Regions from separate parts of the Homo sapiens genome. Here region 1 is linked to region 2. Evidence: chromatin contacts called from ENCODE Hi-C data. All regions are on one chromosome and are shown on one strand. The core of a region is the stretch at or near the end of the contact, and the rest is flanking DNA. Distances in the headings are between cores, read along the strand shown.

What was found. Hi-C counts contacts between places; a loop is a spot of excess contacts on that map. Pooled maps may share reads with other maps.
Region 1: a loop to region 2 is called in a pooled map, with 2.5 times the contacts of the local background. The contact joins the enhancer-like site here to the promoter of TLR4 in region 2. A Hi-C loop is called at or near these places in 2 of 50 pooled maps.

What each region holds. Positions count from the first base shown.
Region 1 is chr9:119,003,335-119,006,034 of GRCh38, reverse strand. No RefSeq gene overlaps it. Among named protein-coding and RNA genes, the nearest start is that of LINC02578, 330 kb to the right of the region's middle. Within about 2 kb of position 1,299, at least 12 of the 41 ENCODE cell types and tissues checked have a DNase peak (open chromatin) inside an H3K27ac peak, as active enhancers do.
Region 2 is chr9:117,703,082-117,705,781 of GRCh38, reverse strand. It overlaps TLR4 (toll like receptor 4), which reads right to left and starts at 1,379. Exons shown (of 3, transcript NM_138554.5): 1 at 1,217-1,379. The coding sequence starts at 1,309. RefSeq lists enhancers at 1-693, 809-1,309, 1,280-1,349, 1,360-1,409, 1,310-1,810 and 1 more.

The DNA.
Region 1 (2,700 bases), core at 50-2,549, 1.3 Mb before region 2:
CCGCCACTACGCCCGGCTAATTTTTTGTATTTTTAGTAGAGACGGGGTTTCACCGTTTTAGCCGGGACCATAGCTGTTTTTATGCAACATTGGCAGAGTTGAGTAGTTATGACAAAGGTCTTATGGCCCACAACGCCTAGAATATTTATTATCTTGTCCCTTGCAGAAAAATAGTTTGCCAACTTCTGGTTTAGAATACTAGAAGTGTTATTATTGGATAATAATTAAGAATAAGGAATTAAGAGTGAGATAGATACTGTTTCAAATTCAATAAAAATGCTATTAAAATAACAAAAATAACCATGTGTCAACTATGTGATAAGCATTTTACTAATAATTTCAAAAATTTCATTTAATGTGCTAATCACAGCAATTATATAACATAATTATTGTTGTACTCAATTTACAAATTCAGAGATAGTTTACCTGAGTCACACACCAATTAGAATGTAAGAATTCAAACCCAGCTCAATGTGTCTCCAAAGCTCAAGCTTAATTAATTTGGATCAGGAAGGATGAATAGGGAATTTGCCAAGCTGAGGGAGAGCATCTGAGGCAGAGAAAACAGCCCCTGCAAATGTGCTGAGGCATGAATGCATGTTCAAGAAACAGGAAGGAGCATTGGAATGCAGGAGGAGACTAGACTAGGAAGGGCAATGGACTGGGTAATGGAGAGGCTGGAATGCCAGGAGAGAGTTTGTCCTTGCAGTTTCTTTAGCCAGGACTGGCTGGTGTCGATAAGCTACTTAGTGATGGTGGAGAGTATTAAAGCCCTGGGACATGGATTTCTCCCACTTATGAAACTTTTTTTGTTGCATTATGACACTCTCTAGGAGGTCAAAGGTGACTCTTTACGGCATAACCATCCCTAGCTTATTGTTTAGATCTTTATCCTTTATTGGAGAGAACAGTGCCTCATCCTACTCAGGATGCTGCTCGTACATAGTTGCTCAATTCTGAAATTTACTCACAACAATTAAACAGAAAAAATATTAGCCTGCAGGAGATATAATGGAATTGGAGGCCTGGCTCATTTCAGAGATTGCAGATGCTATATTATTTTAAAAGAGGCGCAGGAATGCTGTAGGACACTGACTTCCAGGGCAAGGTCAAGTGCTCTAAAATGTCATAGCTCTGGGCTTCTGTTCACCAACTAGAACAGTCAACATTAGATATGACCAGTTTGCATTTTTCATGCTGTCCAGAAAAGGAGACTGGGGCACCATAAAAGGAATGGCCTTCCCTGGGTCACAGAACTGGTGGAATGCTGGCTTTGTGCCAGGAAGGTTGTGTAATTTGGATTCTACATGGTTCAGAGTAGCGAGTTGCACTGGTCAAATGATCTGAATATGACTGAGGAACCACTTGACTGCCCAGATAAAATCTGCTTCAAGACTTTGGCTGGACAAAGAGAGAATTATATCCTATTCTGAAAATTATGTTTAGTAAAAGGATTGGGCATTTACAACAGAGGGACTTTCAATATTTAGAGATGGAAGGAAAGGCAGATCTCAACTCAAAATATGGAAACACATTCTGTGAATTAGAAATGATAGTGAAATAATTTTAGTCAGATGATATTTGAGAGCTTGCTCATCACTTCTCCTCTCCCACAAAATTTTATGACACAAGGCCCTAAGTATGTATGCATAGGAATCTAAGGAAGTGTAGCTCGAAATGAATTCTAAAGGTACAAAATGGATTTAAAGTCCTGTTTTATGTTAACATCCCATGCAAACTTTGCATTAAATTGAGCAATATGTCTCTTTTTGTTTTAACACAGCTTTTGGAATACTTATTATCCTGTAACATTGATTCTTGGCACACCCCTGGAGGTATAGATGCTGTAATCTGAAAAGGAGCAACTGATATCATGTAATAATTAAGATAATAACATCCCACAGTTGAAATAGGCTCTTGGAATCACCCTTTCTGATTACTGTCCAGTGCAGATATTTGTGTGCAGGGTAATTTAAGGTCATCTGATGTCCCTTGTAATTCCGAGAGTCTATGAGCTCAGACTTCAATGAATCCCTACACCAATATATTCCCAAAAAGCTGATGTTCTCACCTCTTACATATTTCATATATTTTATATTAATAGTACTATACACATACACACACACATATCATGTTTCATAAAAAGACAAAACTTTAGATTATAGGCTTTGAAGTCAGGGAAATCTGGTTTCAAATTGTAATTCCATAGATTTGGTTAGTGCTGTGATTTCGGGTATGTTTCTTAACCCTGCTTGCCTCAGTTTCTTTATGGTAGAGTGGGAATAAAAACACCTTCCTCCCAGAGTTGGTGTATGTATTAAGAGGTAAGGAACAAAAACATTTTACCACAGTGCCTAGAATATACAACCTGTACAGCAAATGAAAGCTGGAGTTTGTGTGTGTGTGGGCAGGGGAGGTGGGTGTGTGAGTGTGTATGTGTCTACATGCATACCCATGCCTGTTTATGTGTGTGCTGTTTCTTATGGTGATGGGTAAAAACCAAATGATACACTTAATAAAAATGTGTGGACTTGAGCAGAGTTGAGTCACAGTTTGGGAATAGAGGGGTTTATGGATTCCAAGCCTAACATGTAAACTGAAAGAACAGTCCACTGAAAACATTTGTTCCTTTACTTCTTGGCTCCAGGAAGCTCCTGACATAAAAAATTCTGGAATTCAGTTCTGTAAAACTGAGAGTCT
Region 2 (2,700 bases), core at 130-2,629:
AAGCCTAAGGAAAAATAATAACAACAAATGCAAGTACATAACAAACAAGAACGTGCAGAATGAATTAAAGGAAGAAGACTGGAATCAGGAAAGCAGTTAGTGTGTAAGAGTCAATGCCAGGGGAAATGAGGGCCTGCCTTACAGTGGAACTAAGGGGATGGGCAGGGATGGACAGGCTTCAGGGACTGACAGGAAAAGGTACATGGGGAAAAGAAGTCAAGTTTGGCTGTGGTTTTATCTCGCAGTGAGCCTAATTAGAAAATCTATCTCCATTAACCTAACAGCAGAGGGATACAGAGAAGAGGACAAGGAGGAGGACTATGGGCAGGGAATTGAGGGAAGGGATGGCTTCAAGATAATGAATTAGTCTTTGCTAAATATTACTTGATTTTCTCCTATATCCTCAACTTCAGGACTGCAGCTGGCTTTTTCTCTCTTGAGTTTCTGACCCTGCCTCACTGTAAATCATTTTCTTAGCTGTTCGGCTCTACTATGGGTTTCTAAAGCAACTGTGAAGTCTGCGCAGGGGAAAAACAAAAGAGATCCATCATGAATAAGATTACCAACCAGCTGATTGGTATTTCACTAAGAAAGAAACTGTTGCATTAGCTGACATTATACATATTTCCCTCTTGCTTTTTTCTTCTCTCTCTCTCTCTTTTCCTTTTTCATTCTCTTATTTTTTTCATCCTCTGGACTAAACTATATTACTGCATACAGAAGTCTGACACCCACTTAGAAAGTTCTTTCTCTAGAGACACACACACAAAAGCCATCTTTTTCCTGAGATTGAAAGGAGCAGGGTGACTGCTTGAAGCTGAGTGTAAAGACCACCAGTGGGAAGAAATGACACTGAAGCAGTCTGCTTACTCTCTAGTGAAGAAGGTATTATAATTCTCTTACAGATGCGAAAACTAGTCTCAGACAGGTTTGATAATTTCTTCACAGAGCCACAAGGTAGCAGAGCAGGGACCTTAAGCAGATCTATGTTATCTCATGCCCCTGTTAGCACTCAAAATTTCCAAATGGAACAAACCCCCAATGGCTGCCTCTAGTGCCCTGTAACAATGAATTATTTGATCTCTGTGGCTTCTTGAGTCTTTAAGGTAATTTAACTCTTTTTTTTTTTTGCAAAAATAAACAAACCAGGGCACACAGTGAGAAGTTCTGGGCAGAAGTGAGGGAAAGTTCAGAGGAGCTGACTCCAGCCACATACCTCCACGCAGGGCTCCCAGCTTTCTGGTCTCACGCAGGAGAGGAAGGCCATGGCTGGGATCAGAGTCCCAGCCAGGCGCGAGGCAGACATCATCCTGGCATCATCCTCACTGCTTCTGTGAGCAGCAGTGGCCCTGTGAATGCGTGGCTCGCTATCACCGTCTGACCGAGCAGTTTCTGAGGCACTGGTGTCTTCTCTTCCTCGAGCCGCCCCACAGCAATTGGTGTATTCAAAGCAGTTCTGGGCTAAAGGGTGAGAGGAAGTGAAAGCGGCAACCTTAGCATTCTGGACTTTTGTTTCTCTAATAGTTATCTCTTTTGTCACAGGAGAGGAAGTTAGAAGAAGAAAACGCCTGCAGACCAGTGGCTAAAGAAACAGCAAGAGGAAGCTAGTTGGCTTTTATCCCAATTAGTCATCTGACCTCTGCCTGGGCTTGGTGAATTTAGGAAAACAATCAGGTTCTATTAAAATAGCCCTTGTAACTCTCTAGGATGACGGTGATTTTCCAATTTTGTTTCAGCTGTGGAAACACTATTTGTATTAGTTTGCTGGGGCTGCCATAAGGAAATACCACAGACTGGGTGGCTTAAACAACAGACATTCATTTTCTCACAATTCTAGAGGCTTCCAGTCTGAACTCAAGGTGTCAGCAAGTGTGTCTGAATTCTAATCTCCCCTTCTTATAAGGACACCAGTTATGTTGGATTAGGGCCCACCATAATGACCTCATTCTACCTTACATACCTCTTTCAAGGCTCTCTCTCCATATACAGTCATAGTCTGAGGTAGAGGGGTTAGGACTTCGATATGTAGGTTTTTGCAGGACACAATTTGGCCCGCCCCTTCTTGTGAAGAAACTCACATACAAAACTGAAAATAAACCTCAACTGAAACACAGTTTGAAAAGTACAAGAAGATTGGGAAAAGTCTGGGATTTCAGAATGGAATATACTGAAGTTCAGATCTCAGCTGGGTGACTCATGGCTTTGAGGCATTGGTCAAGTCATGTAAACCGCTAAGCTTTACTTTCTTTCTTTTCTTTTTTCATTTTCTGTATTATGGTAAAATCACATAACATAACATGACATAACATAAAATTTATTATCTTGACCATTTGTATGTGTACAATTTAGTGGCATTAATTATGTTCATATTTTTGTACAATCATCACCACTATTCATTAATAAATAACTCCCCATTTCCCCTTTCCCTAGGCCCTTGAATCTATGCACTACTTTTGTCTCTATAATCTTGACTACTCTAGGCAGCTCTTAGAAGTGGAATCATACAGTATGTATCTTTTTGTCACTGGCTTATTTCACTTTGCATAATGTCCTCAAGGTTCTTTTCTGTGTAGTATAGATCAAAGCCTCCTTCCTTTTTAAAGCTGAACAATATTCCATTGTATGTATAGACCACATTTTGCTTATCCATTTGTCTGTTCATGGACACTTGCATTGTTGCCACACGTTAGCTATTGTGAA